Linked DNA regions of Mus musculus: region 2 is linked to region 1. The links are chromatin loops, found by intact Hi-C in ENCODE. Cell type or tissue: heart. All regions are shown on one strand. Each heading gives the region's core, and the rest is flanking DNA. Links, peaks and the distances in the headings are about the cores only.

The links. Peaks named below come from ENCODE experiments on the same cell type or tissue, not always from the same donor. Only the 100,000 strongest peaks of a DNase experiment are listed, where the experiment ranks them.
Region 2: a loop joins it to region 1, with 2.7 times the contacts of the local background. A loop is called at or near these places in 1 of 42 quality-filtered maps.

The regions. Positions count from the first base shown.
Region 1 is chr3:116,508,187-116,516,123 of GRCm38, reverse strand. It overlaps Dbt (dihydrolipoamide branched chain transacylase E2), which reads right to left and starts at 3,054. Exons shown (of 11, transcript NM_010022.4): 1 at 2,933-3,054. The coding sequence starts at 2,983. It also overlaps a transcript of Rtca not described here. In heart, for the core only: CTCF peaks have their summits at 3,103 and 3,391 (motif pointing left); a DNase peak (open chromatin) is centred at 3,043; H3K4me3 peaks cover 1,793 bases; H3K27ac peaks cover 1,369 bases.
Region 2 is chr3:116,708,851-116,716,787 of GRCm38, reverse strand. It overlaps Slc35a3 (solute carrier family 35 (UDP-N-acetylglucosamine (UDP-GlcNAc) transporter), member 3), which reads left to right and starts at 4,508. Exons shown (of 8, transcript NM_144902.4): 1 at 4,508-4,705. In heart, for the core only: no CTCF peak of the experiment used is centred there; DNase peaks (open chromatin) are centred at 4,517 and 4,847; H3K4me3 peaks cover 2,726 bases; H3K27ac peaks cover 1,904 bases.

The DNA of each region.
Region 1 (7,937 bases), core at 1,036-6,035:
TTCTACAGAGAAACTATCTCAAAAACCAAACTCAAACAACAAACAGAAAAAGTAAAACAAAAGGACTCTTTTTCTGTGTCCTCAGCAAGCATTTATGGGCACTCACGGTGTATGGGGCGCTGTGGCCACATCCAGAAGGAAACACGTGTGATCCCTGCCCGAAAGCAATGTCCAGCAGAATGAAAGATAAAGCGAAGTACACAGGCCATTAACACAGCCACCGTGGGGTGTTCTAAGAGAAGCTGGCTGGAGAGTTAGCTTGGAGTAAGACTGGAGGCTGAGTGGGAGTAACGCAGGAGAGGAGCAGGGCTGCAGATGAGGCAAGAGTCTCCAAGGCAGAGGAAATATATGAGCAAAGGTCTGGAATCAAGAAAGCAGTGTGTACTAGGGTAATTGTTCCGTAGAGTTCTCTGTGCAGCCAGCGGGGGCACTCAGAGCTGGGGCTGGAGTGAGTGTGTGTGTGTGTGTGTGTGTGTGTGTGTGTAGAATGCTACTTTTACTCTAATACTTTTTTTTTCATTGATGTCTATAACTAATGCCCAGTAAAGTGGTTTAAATAATAATAAAACCAATTATTTTCAAGATAAAGATACGGTACTCACAAAGGCAGACATCGTAGAATGTGGTCTCATAAGTCAAATTTAAGAATGGATGTGTAAAAGAGGAACAATGAAGGATGTGGCAAGGAAAATCAAAAGTGTGTGATAAGAGGTAATAACCTGTAGAATAAGCAGGTTTTCAATAAAGAATGATACTTGAGAGGTTGGAGAAGCCACATCATAAATTTCCTCAATCAAGTGGCTTGGGGGCATTTTTTAAAAAGATGAGTCTTAAACAAGAACATGGCATAATCTAATGTGTGCCTCATTTTATAAGATCCTTTTGGCTGGCCTATGGGAAATGAACTACAAAAGAGGCTGATCAGAGGCAAGAGGCCCAGTTAGGAAAGACTAAGACATCTGTAATTAAGAGCAAGGTGGTAAATACTAGCTACATTTCTTCAGAGTTGGAAGGTAGAGTCAAGAGAAACAGGTTTGAGGGGTCTATTGTGGAGCCTGGAGTCTGCATCCCTGAGGCACTGTGGTGCACGGTGAGATGGCCAAAGGCTAGCTTTTCCAACTCCCCTGTGCTCGTAGCTAGGGAACTGTGTTCTAGCTGGTTATGTCAGCCTGGTAATATCCCTTCCTCCATCCTGACTTAAATGCCCAGTGAGTTGCTGCAGCTCCCGGATGGCTGTATGGAAAAGGTCAACTGCCCTGATGAACTGTCAGCCGTCATAGTGACAGTCACACATGTCACCTGTAGTCTATAGGCATAGATGGTGTCTTGTTCATTCACTGGATTTGTGTTACCTGCAGTTGAGAAAACACCTCATATTGTGCAACGGGAGATCTCTTGGACAGCTAGGGAAGACTAGAGAACGCCAGGGAACCATTAGCACAACTGGTGACTATATGCAAAGACGTGGGAGAGATAATGCAGGAAGTTGGAAAAGCGCAGAGGGCCAAAGCCAGGGCTTCTTTTTTTATTTTTTTTTTTTTTTAGTAGTCATCCATCACTTTATGACAGGTCTGTGTGAAATCTATTCACTATTAGATGAGCTAGTCTATGGACTCACCTTATGCTTACACAAACCAAATGGCTTAACTTATTGCCCACGTAAGCTCTATGCTAGCTCTTATACTACAAACCTGTCCAGCATGTCACTGTACTAAACACTGTGGGCACCCGTCACACCATTCTGTCTGTGTGTCCACACACATCAAACGATGGAAAAGGTCATAGGAAGTTGGCAGGTCTGTCGAGAGCCTATGGGAGCACTGTTGACGGAAGTCTTTGCGTGGTATTTAGAAGCTGGAAAGGAAAAGAGGGCAGTGGAATAGAGCAACTGAAGAGGAATATTGGTCAACTAGTGTCTCAGAATCCAAGAGTGGAGAGCTCTCGAAAGAAGAGTTGCCCATAATACCTACTAAGGTGCTGCTGACAAGAGTACCCTTCTGCTGCCTAGTTCCTACTTCTCTTCAGTCTCCGTACGCACTCACTAGTCCCCAGGAATTCCTCTCTGTACCCCCACTCCTCCATAGGTGTCCACCCTCAAGTGTCACAGGAGCTTTGAGCACTTGTTCCATAATAGCACGTCTTTCTAAAACCGTGGCTTTCTGTCTTTCCTTGCCTCCCTCTCTCCTATTCTCCTGTTCTAGGCTACAATGTTAGGAGGGAAAGGATGGTGGCTGGCTGTGTTATAGAAATATGCCCAGTGCCCAATACACACAGCAGGCTGGGAAGAAGGTTTGGAGAGATCAGGAGGCCAGCACTAAAGGAACATCTAGGGAAATGGGTAAAGTCTACGGTATCCAAAAAGTTATGTAATTAGGAAGAAACTAGATATGTAGTGGGATACATCTACGGTTGTTGCTAAAAGCTTGTGAGTGAGGGGGAACTGCAAATGGGGGTGGTAAATCGATGATTAAAAAGTTGGAACGACTGTGGACCAAGGGGAGAAGTGCAGCCCCGAGTGAATCAAGCTAGAGGCTTTTCTCTTCTCAGGTTAATAGTGCCAGCGTATGGCGCGCAGTGGGCTCTCAACAAATCTCGAAAGAACATAGCTGTGTCTGCAGTGCTTATCACAATGCCTGACATCTAGAAAGTACTCAAGCAAAGTTAAGCAGGTCAAAGGCCAGGATGTGGGTACGGTTGGGAAGAAAGCTAGTCGCCCAAAGCTAATCGTCAGAGAATCGCGCCCCGGGACGGGAAAGGAGTGAGTTTCCAGGCTCACTGGCACGCCACCTTCGCTGCCCTTCTGATTTGCATGCATCCTTCCATCACTTGCTCACAAGACGCGAGGCACTCGGAGAAGAAAGCAACACACAACTCCGGATAACATCTACTAAATCGATCCTTCCCAACCTTAGACCCATCCAACCCTGCTTACCAGTCTGACAGCGTTCTGGCTCCAGGTCCTCAGTACACGCGCTGCAGCCATTTTACTCCGGAAATAGCCACCAGCACACAGCTGGGAAAGACGCCTCCTCCAGGCGACCAATCCCCAGACCCGAGACGCACCTCCCTGAGCGGCCAATAGGAGAGAAGGAACGAGCCTCCCACCGGGCAGCCAACCAGGGCGAGGGGCGGGGCCGACTGAAGCCCCCCCCCCTCCCCCTTGAGAGGTGTAAAAGAATTGAGGGAGGGAGAAGGTAGACTTGGGGAGGACGACAGCTTAAAAATCCAGGACTTGGGTTGTTAAGTAGACGCGCATCAACAATCCATCTTTTTAGCTCAGATAATGGAGAGAAATCACGTTTAGGGGCTGCAGAAACTTGGGTTCAGTCTCCAGCACTCAATCAGGTAGGTCATAACAGCCTACAACTCTAGTTCCAAGGGATCCGACGCCCTCTTCTGGCCGTCTCGGGGCACCTGCATCCATGTGCTGTACATGCAAACAGTTGTGCACCCACACATACATAGATAATTTTTTAAAAAAGAATATGTTAAGGGCACACAAGAAGGGTCACTAATTGAAAACCTGAGGGGTCAGTAGCAAATTGTCTTTTCTGGTATTGTGCTGTAACTACATTAAGGGCAGAAAAAATAAGATGTTTCTATGTTTCATAGCAAGACTCTGATGCGCGACTTTTTCATAAGTCCATACAGGAACACTTCTCCATGATTAGGAATTCCTCTTTCCTGTATAGTGTCCTTGAGGTTGCTGAAATTGACTTCTCGTGTCTAAAATAAACATGTCATCACTTTGTCTTTGAGTCTTAGAAAATGTGGTCAGATGCATCATTAAGAAATGAGTCACAAACGTATAACCCTGAATTGCTTTGCCCCTTGAAGAAATGTCAAATTGAGCTCAAGTGGAACTGCTAAAGGAAACATCAGAAACCCAGCACTGTGAGGGTGACATGGGTAGGGCAGGCAGAGATGTCGCATTGTGAATGGAAGGCCAGTCACCCTGAGCTATGTGGTGAGACTCATTCTTAAACAAAATGAAACAAAGCCAGAGGGAGAGAATGAGAGAGAGGGAACTTTCTTTAATAGGTGGTATATAAATGCATACATTGTATATATGTTCAGTAAATTCAACGGTTCTTTCTTCTTAGAGAGAATAAAAATCTGCATCAATGTCTAAGGCGTTAGAGAGAATGAAACAAAACAGAAGGAAGCAGGGGCCAATAGAAACTCTCAGCACTGGAAAGTCGGTGGTTGTGAAACAAAAATCTCAGGTTTTTCACAAGTTGTTTAACTTTACACAGATGTACTATTGTGTAATGCACATTCATCTACTGTAGGCAGTAAATATAAATCATTGCCTTTATCAGAAAATCTGCAATAGACAGATGAGGTGACGAAAGTGTTTGATCCCAGAAGACAGTGGATCTTTGTGAATTTGAAGCCAGCCAGATCAACAAAGTGAATTCCAGTATAGCCAGGGCTGTTAGAGAAACCCTGTCTTAACAGCACCTCCCAAAATCGCAATAATCAAAAGAACTTGATTTTTAAAAACTTTTCCCATTATTTTGTTTGTTTTGTTTTGTTTTGTTTTGTTTTGTTTGAGACAAGGTTTCTCTGTGTAGTCCTGGCTGTCCTGGAACTCACTCTGTAGACCAGGCTGGCCTCCAACTCAGAAATCTGCTTGCCTCTGCCTCCTGAGTGCTGGGATTAAAGGCTTGCACCGCCACTGCCAGGCCCCATTAAACTTTTTATAGGTGCATTGAATAGACTTAGTAATCTTATATGTTCTTGCTTGTATAATGAGGGAAGGGAGTTAGTTGTTCCTAGGGCTCTTGAAAGATACTATGTAACTTTCTTCCATTCAGGCTTCTCTCGATTCTATCTTATTTTCAGGAAACAAACTAGTTTATCATCCTACGTCAGTAGATCCTGATTCCATATATGATTGTGTTCTTATCTTTGTTTGTAGCCGGGTTTTGGAACCTATTCACTAGATCTGAATGGGGCATTGCTACTAGCGCTACTAGCGCCAAGTGATGCAATTCTTGACTAGCCAACCGTGTTTTTGGTTAGTAAAACTAAGAGGGAGGGAAGGACCCAGAGAAGAAAGGGAGGCACCCAAGGAGGAAGGGAGGGGGACAGACAGAGACAGACAGACAGAGACAGAGACAGACACTGTAAAATGAACCTAGAGTCTTGCATAAGCTAAGCAAGCCGTCTATAACCACTGAGCATCATTGCCAGCTCTCTGCTTCTTTATCTACTAGTTTTGAGACAGGATCTCGATTAGCTGTCTGGGTGGCCTTGAAGTCATGATTATGCTTCTATTCCCCCAGCCTGCTTAGTATCTGGGATTACAGGCCCGAACCACCAAGCCTAGCTTAAAAATGGAATTTTGAGACAGCTAATGTTTATCTTCAATTTTAACTTAGGCGATGTTAGATTGCTTTGCAATGTGCTTGTACAAAATAACTTGTCTAGCAGCTGAGAGTGGGACTATTCTTTGTTTCTCATTTGACAGCCTTAGAAGTAATAGGTATTTACCTATTCAATGGCATTATGGTGTTAAAGTTTCTTAATTATTAGTAAAGTTAAACAGGTTTCACGTGTTTATTGGTTCTGAGATGCCGCCCCCCCTTCCCCCTCCCAGTCTGTGTAGTTCTGGCCTGGAACTGGTATGTACTCCAAGCTCCTACAGCTCTATCTGCCTTTGTTGATTGAAGAGATGTGCCACCCACACCAACCCTGGATATTGATTCTTCAAACGCTTCCTTCATGTACTTTTAACTGTTTCCTCTCTGTTGTGTGCATTCATTTTTCATTGTTTTCTTATTGATTCTTCTTTTGGGGGTCAGGGTTTTACATAGCACCCCCATTTTGAATACATACAATTGTGGCCAAAAACCAAACCAAACCAAAACCCAAACAAGCAGACCTGTTGAGCTTGCTAGGCAGACTCTACCAACTGAGCTACACACCAGCCTTCTTGTTGACTTTTCTTGTTGACTTGAGTGGGAGCTCTCTAAACTATGCAGTAACTTCTACAAAAATGAGATTCCCTGCTGTTCTTTGGTTTGACAATTTCCAGTTCTCATACACACAATAACCAGAAAGTTCTAACTTCACTGATCTTGTGAGGCTTTTGATGTTAATTTTTTTTTTTAATGACATAGGCGTTATTTCTGCTTTGGGACTGTTTTAAGTAATACTGCTTTTGAAACTTTAGACAAAACCTTTTGTGAAGACACATTTTCTTTCTTTCTGTCTGTCTGTCTGTCTGTTTTTTGGTCTTTCTGTCTTTCTTCCAACCTGAGAAGAATTCCTGGGGAAATCCCAGTTCTGAGTGTCTCTGTTGCCTATACTCACTCCTTCAATGCAGGTTACAATATCACTTACAGCTTTTTGGACAGTTTCTACCTCATACTTCTATCTTGTCCACTTCCTTCTACCACCCAAGTAACAGCAGGAGTTCGGCTTTAGAAAGCATAAGCTGGGGTCGAGACTATAGCTGTTTGGTACAGTGTTTATTTGGCATGCATCAAACCTCGACATCAGCCTCCAGCACTGTGATTAATAAAAACAAAAAGGATTAGCTTTCTTCAGAGGGTGTTATATTTATGTAATAGGAATCTAATATGTATGATAATCAAGGTACCACAGGGAAGATGGCTGCTCTTCCATAGGACCCAGGTCAGATTCTCACCCGTGTGATTGGTGGCTCACAATCCTCTGGAATTCCAGTCACAGGGAATTCGATACCCTCTTCAGGCCTCTGTGTACAGATGAATGTGTACACATTATGCCCATTCACATAATAATAATTTTTAAAAAGTACAACATGTATATTCGCACAGCAGCCTTGCTTCAATGTCTTATTATTTCCTGTCTGTAAAATTATATCACTGGTATCTCCTTTTTTTAGGTTCTTAGGCCGCTAAACCATCTTCTGTACACTATAATGGGTTTGTGCCTCTCCCTTTGGTTTAGCGGACCATGAGACAAGGAAGTTTCTCTGAGTCTCATGCTAGGCCATGGGAAAAGCCGGAGTTCCCGAGCCAGCCGGGGGGCAAGTTTGTCATCCAAGAAGAGATTTTTTTTTAAAAAAAGATTTATTTATTTATTATATGTAAGTACACTGTAGCTGTCCTCAGATACCCCAGAAGAGGGCATCAGATTTCGTTACGGATGGTTGTGAGGCACCATGTGGTTGCTGGGATTTGAACTCAGGACCTTTGAAAGAACAGTCGGCGCTCTTAACCACTGAGCCATCTCGCCAGCCCCAGGAAGAGATTTTACAGTTCTAAAATCTGCTAGACCACTTTGCAGAAGAGATTGAGTCGATGGCAGGTCAGTGTTGGCCTGGACCACACCTAGATTAGGACTGCTTGCATGTGAATCACTGTTGCTCTCTACTTAAACCTAAGCTTTCCATCAGAACCCTGAAGATAGACTAGGTTTATTTATTTATTTTTTTCTCTTCCCAATGGGACCACACGTAACAGATCTCTTCTTTCTGCCTTCCATTAATACTTATTTCTTGGCTTGGCTACTGAGAAGGTGTTGGCTGAGCCTACTTTGTTAAGGCCTGCCAGGGGCCAGGCTCTGACGGTAACATTTCAAGTAACCATTCACATCTTGGAGCACGTTCCAGATTGATTTAAGTAATCTACATGCTTCCAAAATACTGTGTTAGTACAGTATCGAAATTAGGCGACAGTGATGTTTCATCACACAATTCAGCCTCATTTCCCAGTCTTTGAGGTACCCGAGGATGCTGGAGAAGGCAGTGCTTACACATGATTGGGAAAATAAAATACCAGCCTGGGGGATAACTGAAGAATGTACCTGTTGGGGGGAAAGGGCTTCTGGAGCCTGAAGGTTTTGCTGTGTCACCCCCTTGTGGCCAGCCCAGTTCCCTGCTAGTTTGGGTACACAGTCGCACAACGCCCCGCGCGGCCTCTCTGAGCGCTGGGTGGAGCGCA
Region 2 (7,937 bases), core at 2,006-7,005, 200 kb before region 1:
CTTTAATTTCACAGATTCTTGTTCCAATGTCTAGGATCCATACATGATCTTTAGGGCTCCTTCAAAGGGCTTGAGTCACTTCTCCAGCTCTGCCCTGTGTAGCACTCTAGGCTCTGGTTGACTCCATTCAATTGCTGCTGCTATTCATCTCATGGTACTTGCACCTTTAATATGCTGGTGTCTTCTGCTGTAACTAGACTTCACCAATAGCCTCTCAATTCTTCATGGTGCCAAGCATGACCCCTTCAATCCTGGGGCCATCAACTGCAACTAAAGCTGTACCTTCACAAATGGGCTTTTCTGGCCTCTTACAATGCCAAGCCTTAGCTTCTCTCTATGACCCTTTCATGCCTTCAAAACCAGCACCATCTGGGTGACACATTACCAAGTCTGGCTGTCAGTGAGAAGTCTATCTTTAGAATATAGCTTCTTTGTACTCTCAGAAAACACTTCCCAGAAAATTTCACCTCAGTGATACTGTTTTCTTTTTTGTTTGTTTGTTTGTTTGTTTGTTTGTTTTTTTCGAGACAGGGTTTCTCTGTGTAGCCCTGGCTGTCCTGGAACTCACTTTGTAGACCAGGCTGGCCTCAACTCAGAAATCTGCCTGCCTCTGCCTCCCAAGTGCTGGGATTAAAGGCGTGCGCCACCACCACCCGGCACTGTTTTCTTTTAATCACTGTTAATTTCTTAGCTCCTACTAAATAGCATCAACTGCCCCTGTAACTCCTATTCTTGATTCTAAAGCTAGAGCCACATGGCTGAAGCTGCTAAGATTTCCTGCTTCCTGGGGCTGAAACATGCCCCCCCGCCCCCATTCTATTACATTATCACCAGCTTTCTGTTTTCCAACTCCTTTAGTGCCTAAGCTCAGCTGTCTTAGAACTTGCTCTGTAGACTGATCCTTAACTCAAGAGATCTGCATGGCTCTGTCTCTTGAGTTCTGGGACTAGAGGCCTGTACTACCATGCCTGGACTTAAGCTTTTCTTTACCTGGAACTTGCTCTGTACCAGGCTGGCCTTGAACTCAGAGATCTGTTAGCTTCTGTCTCCTGGGATTAAAGGCCTGTACCACAATACCTGGTTCTAAGTTTTTCATGGCCACTATGCCTCAAGAAGCCTGTGTCTTTCAGCCTCAAGTTCTGGATCACACATATGCCTTCCATTTATGGATTGCAGCTCATGCCAGATTAAAAGCCCAGGTGAAAACAATAACCAGGTCATAATGATGCCTAACACGATATAACTATTTCATGTTCAACTACAAAAGCATAAACAATAAGCTAAGCTGGGTGGGATCTTGCCCCAAGGTTACCCACTCCCTTAATTCCATCTAATAACCTTGAACACAGGATTTAGCTACATTCCACTCTTTAAACCATACTTTCTTTTCATTTTTCCTTTCTAAGCTTTCTACACTTGATCAAAATGTTCTTCATGAGAGTAAACCAGAGGACAAAGTCTATGCTGGACTTTTTGGAGACTTCCTTTGTCAGTGTAATTAATCTGAAATATCTTCACCTTAGCCTCAGGCAGACTCTTCGGACAAAAGCAAAACATAGCCACATTCTTCATCAAAACATCAAAAAACAATCTCCGGGCAACATACTAAAATCCCTAGAGCAAGGGCTGCACAGGTGAAGGAAACCTCGGCACCCACGTCTTTCACATCCCTATTAGAGTGGTCCAGTAAGCCCCACTTAAAGCATTTTACTGCTTGTCAAATCCAAAGTCCCAAAATCCACATTCCTCCAAACAAAAACATAGGCCTGTCACTGCAAAACCACCGTCCCTGGTACCAACTTTTGTCTTAGTTACGATTTTATTGCTGTGAAGAGACACAATGACCAAGGCAACTCTTTTAAGGGACAATATTTAAGGGCTGGTTTAGTCTCAGAGGTTCTATCTACTATCATCATGGCAGGAAGCACGGCAGTGTCCAGGAAGACCTGGTGCTGGAGAAGGAGCAGGGAGCTCTGTATCTTGATCCAGTTTCAGACAGGGGGGAATGTCTGTCTTACACTAGGTGTAGCTTGAGAGTATATATTACCTTAAAGCCCACCCCCATCATTCCACCTCTATTTTTTTTTAAATCACTTTAAAATTTCCTAAAGAGTAAGAGGAAAAAAAATCTTCCTTTTTTCTAACCTATGTATTTGTGACACTGAGCATAGTGGTATCTACCTGTGATTCCAGCAGTCAAGAGGTTAAGGCCAGGGTGAACCATACATTTATAACCAATCTGGGCTAGATAGCAAGATTCAGGGCAGACTGGACTATATAAGGAGACCTCGTCTTTAAAACCAAATTAAACAACAGAAAAGAACTTATGTCCATTTCATATTTTTCCTGCTTATATATTTTAAATGTTCCCTTTCCTTTACAATCATACATTTATGGAGTATCGACTGTTTTCTGGGTATCAGTATACACATACACCAAAGATACACACACACACACACACACACACACACAAACAATTCACAATAGTGCCAAGGTGTAATTAGCATGTACAAGGATATTAAGTGTTTCGTTTTATTTAAAAAAAAGAGAGAGAAAAAAAGAGCCAAGATATGTTTGTAGAGCCAGGAATAGTAAGGTGTGGGAGGGGTGCCTTGGTGGGCTCATGCTGAGGCATCCCCTCCCCACACCCTCCAAAGACCAGCCATACGACAGATATGGTATAGAATTGAGTTTATTTATAGAGACATGGGAAGGGGAGTTGAGTAGAGACAGAGAGAGGGGGAGGAAGAGAGGAGGAGGGGGAGGGGAAGAGGAGGGAGAGGAGAGAGGAGAGGAGAGGCTGGCTAGGAACAGAAGAGAGTGGGGGGAGGAGGAAGGGGAGAGCAGAGAAAGGGATCAGAGAGAGAAAAAGGCAGAAAGAGTAAGAGAGTGAGGAGGGACTAGCCAGGTCTACCTGGAGATAGTCAGGTTGGGCAGAGCTTAGAAGGAATGCCAACAGAGTTTCTTTTTTAAAAAATGGAGAAAGGGTTCAGTGGGAAGTATATGAGGTACAAAGGCCTAGGGTCAATTGGCAATAATTGGGGGGGGGGGGGTTGGTAGGGAGGAAAAAGGGGATAGAAAGCAGATTTGAGTGCTCTAGCTTTTGATCCTAGCTAGCACAGAGAGGCTGAGACAGGATGGTTGCTAAGAGATCGAGACCTTCAATGCCAGCCTGGAGCCATCCTGAGCTACAATGTGAGACCCCGTCAAAAAAAAAAAAAAAGTAAGAAGTATAAGAAGTATTGTATTTGTTACTTTCTTTTTGCCTGAGAAAGCCACTTAGAGGGAGGACTTATTAGTCCTCCCTGAAACATCATCGTTTCAGATGTTTTGGTTCATGGTGACTAGGTTTCATTGCCTCTGGGTCTCTGGTTGGAACTTATGTACTGGGGCAGTTATTTACCAAAAAAAGCATACAGGCTGCAAAGAGAGCTAGAGGAAAGGCTAGGTTAAGACACACCCTCAGCGACCCACTTCTTCCAAATAGGCTTGTGCCACCATTTACACCATCTCCTAATAATACCTTCAAAGATTTAATACATCAGTGGCTTAGGTCAGAGGTTCACTATCCATTCACTTCCCCCAACATCAAAGTCCATTAGCTGGCAACCAAACCTTTACCACATGATGAATCTTTGGGGGACGTTTTAGGTTCGGACCCTAGCAAATATCAAGATCTAATCCACATTCCATCCCCCAGAAGTTTTCTGAAGGTCGGATTACACAAACATTTAAGCGAGGCATCATGTGCTAACAGTCATTTAATTTTATTTTTCTCCGTTGTTTTCTAACGATGCTTCCCTAATGGATGGTTTTAATCATTTGCCACGCAAAGAAGCGTAAGCTTAATTCTAGGAGCATTGTTTTAACAGGGAAGGGATAAATCTGCTGTATCCGATGATCAATCCGGACCCAGAATATTACATTTCAGCCTGTCCACAGCCAGCAATGGCTACAGTGGTTGGGAACTTTTGGAAATACATTAGCAGACTGAAACGTAATATGCATGAGATTCTTGCAGACAGGAAGAGGTAAATTGCTCTCTTTCTCTCTTCACCTTTCCCCTGGTTAGTGACACTAAGCCCATTCTGCGTTCCTGACACTCTTCCAGGTCTCCCAGGGTGGGGGACAGGGATCATTCCTAACCGAACCAGCTGGCTCCTAGACTAAGGTTGGTAACCTGCACCAGGTATAATCTTGTTTTCAACTCACTGGTGGTCATTTTCAGGAGCCAAGATCCGCCTCCCGGTTCTCATCAGAGTTCTTTGATCCAAAGGACTTTGTCCCCTTCCTTAAGTGACAGATCATCCCGCCACTTTCTGCCGCAGGACTGTGGGGAGAGAGACACCTTCCTATCAAACTCTCCGGCGACCGTGAGACTGTCACGGGAGCTGCGCGAGGAGCAGCCGCGGTTGGGGTCGCCTCAGGGACGCGTCCCGCAAGCGCGAAGCTGGGGCCCCCGGAGCCGAACAGGGAACGGCGTTTGCCGGGGCCGAGGCGGAAGCCGGATCCTTTGGCGGACCGGACCGCGGGAACCCGGAAACGCCTGGGCCTCACCGAAGCGGTCCGGGCCACAGAGCCGGCGGGAGCCGGCGGTGCTGCGGGTCAGCGGACGCGGCGGAGCCGACGGGCTCGGCAGCCTGGGTCTCCCGGCGTCGCGGAGCCCGGGGCTCCAGTGCGGGCAGCTGGCCGAGCCGCACGGCGGGTGAGCGGAGGGCGCTGGGGGAAGCTGGCGGGACGCCGAGGCCGGGCTGGGAGGGCGCGGGGCGGTTGAGGCCACCGGGACCACAGCGGACGGCTGCAGCCCTAGTTTATGAGGAGTAGATGAATGGGCGCCTTGTACCTCCGGCCTGGACGTGCCGAAACGTTCTGGGTGGAGGAGGAAAAGGTCGGGAGGGGAGGGGTGTGGCAGGCAGTGTGCCTGCAAGCTCCAGACTGGCGGGCCAAGTGCCTTGGGGGCCAGGCTGGCGGCCTGTCCTTCCGCGGTCATTTCGGGAGCTCCGGCTCAGCCTGTGACCCCGGGCTAGGGACGAGTCTGCTCGGTGAGAAAGGACGGTGTAGTCAAGAAGCTGCAGGGACTTGGAGAGATGGAAAGGGTGCCCGTGGTAAGTCTAGACCGAAGGCGATGGGTGTCCATCAGTGTGTGTGGCGAGAGTTTGCAGGGGTTCTAAGTATTGAAGAGTGGGGAGCTTAGTGAACATTTTATTTAAGCTAACTCAAGTTTCTGCTAGTTCAGATTAATTAAGGGATATTAAACGAAGTAATGGGTTTTAACTGTAGCAAGGCACTTATAGGAGTGTGCCCTTTATTATATCCTATTAAACGCAATATTTGAAGATGGCACCTGAGTTGAGTCTTTGTAGACACTTATTTTGGTAGTTACAGGTAATGTTTGGTTGTTTCTCACGTCTTCATTCCGTTGCTACTAACTCAAGTTGCTTGCTTTCAAATGAATGACTCCTACGTTTATGCGTCTGACTAACTTCCCTCCCTTTAAATTTTTTCCTACCGCATCTGCCCTTATTTTCTGGTCACTTTCAGGTGCACCATACCAATAGCTTCCAAAACGGAACTTGCAGCTTTAAGTCTTTCTGCCTTGGAACTACGCCTGACCTGATAGCACACGCATGAGCAGGGCCCCCTCTCTTCTCTGTCTCACTATCTCCTGGTTCTCTTCATCCACCCACACACCCCCACTCCTGCCCCCTCTTCACTGTGTGTGGCTGTGCTGGGCAGTGAACCCCGTGGGAATTGACGGAGCACTCTGTCACTGAGCTGTAATTTTAGTTCTTTGCAATCGCTTTTTGAAGCTGGAGATTTAATGCCACTCTCTGACAGTTCTCTCAGAAATACTCAGCGACAATTTACTTAGTTAGTGGTTCTAGGGATGGAACATAGGTCATACTGAAGGCTAGGTAAGTGCTTAGCTACTGTGGAGTATCCATAACCAAGAATAGATTTTAAATAATTTAGGTAGCCATTAAAAACCCTTCAAAATGTAAACCACTCCATGATACAAGTTAATGTAATCCTTTCATTCTTTTTTAAAAATAGTTTTATTTCTAAGCTAGACATTCTTTTTAAAAAAGTAACTTTACCCAACATATTGAAATGTTTTTAAGATAACCATAGGATTTTTTATTTATATATTTTTAATTTTTATTGGATGCTTTATTTACATTTTAAATGTTATCGCTTTTCCTGGTTTCCTCTCTGGAAACTCCCTATCCCTTCTCCCCCTCCCCCTGCTTCTGTGAGGGTGCTTCCCCACCCTCCTTCCCACTCCTGGCATTTCCCCTACACTGGGGCATCAAGCCTTTACAGGACCAAGGGCCTCTCCTCCCATTGATGCGGGACAAGACCATCCTCTGCTACATATGCAGCTGAAGCCATGAGTCCCTCCATGTGTACTCTTTGGATGGTGGTTTAGCCCCTGGGAGCTCTGGGGGTTGGGGTTCTGGTTGGTTGATACTGTTGTTCTTCCTATGAGGTTGCAAATCCCTCAGTTACTTCAGTCCTTTCTCAAATTCCTCCATTAGGGACCCGTGCTCAGTCCAGTGGTTGGCTGAGAGCATATGCCTCTGTATTTGTCAGGCTCTGGCAGAGCCTCTCAGCTATATCAGGCTCCTGTCAGCAAGTACTTCTTGGTATCTACCATAGTGTCTGAGTTTGGTGTCTGTATATGGGATGGAGCCCCAGGTGGGGCAGTCTCTGAATGACCTTTCCTTCAGTCTCGGTTCTACACTTTGTCTCCGTATTTCTCCCATGAGTAATTTGTTCCCCTTCTAAGGACTGAAGCATCCACAATTTGGTCTTCCTTCTTCTTGAGCTCCATGTGGTCTGTGAATTGTATCTTGGGTATTCTGAGCTTTTGGCTAACATCCACTTATCAGTGAGTGCACATCATGTGTGTTCTTTTATGACTGGGTTACCTTACTCAAAATGATAATTTCTAGTTCCATCCATTTGCCTAAGAATTTCATGAACTCAATGTTTTTAATAGCTAAGTAGTACTCCATTGTGTAAATGTACCACATTTTCCGTATCCATTCCTCTGTTGAAGGACATCTAGTTTCTTTCCAGCTTCTGGATGTTATAAATAAGGCTGCTATGAACATAGTGGAGCATGTGTCCTTGTTATATGTTGGAGAATTTTCTGTGTATATGCCCAGGAGTGGTATAGCTAGGTACTCAGGTAGTACTATGTACAGTTTTCTGAGGAACCTCCAGACTGATTTCCAAAGTGGTTATACCAACTTGAAATCCCACCAGTAATGGAGGAGTGTTCTTCTTTCTCTACATCCTTGCCAGCATCTGCTGTCACCTGAGTTTTTATTCTTAGACATTCTGACTGGTGTGAGGTAGAATTTCAGGGTTGTTTTGATTTGCATTTCCCTGATGATTAAGGATGCTGAACATTTTTTCAGGTGCTTCTCAGTCATTCGGTATTCCTCAGGTGAGAATTCTTTGTTTAGCTCTGTATTCCATTTTTAATAGGGTTATTTGGTTTTATGGAGTCTAACTTCTTGAGTTCTTTGTATATATTGAATATTAGCCCTCTATCGGATGTAGGATTGGTAAAGACATTTTCCCAATCTGTTGGTTGCCATTTTATCCTATTGACAGTGTCCTTTGCCTTACAGTAGGTTTGCAATTTTATGAGGTCCCATTTGTAGACTCTTGTTCTTAGAGCATAAGTCATTGGTGTTCTGTTCAGGAAAATTTCGCCTGTTCCTGTGTGTTTGAGGCTTTTCCCACTTCCTCTTCTATTAGTTTCAGTGTATCTGGTTTTATGTGGAGGTCCTTGATCCACTTGGACTTGAGCTTTGTACAGGGAGATAAGAATGGATCAATTTGCATTCTTCTACATGTTGGCCACCAGTTGAACTAGCATCATTTGTTGAAAATTATGTCTTTTTTCCACTGGATGGTTTTAG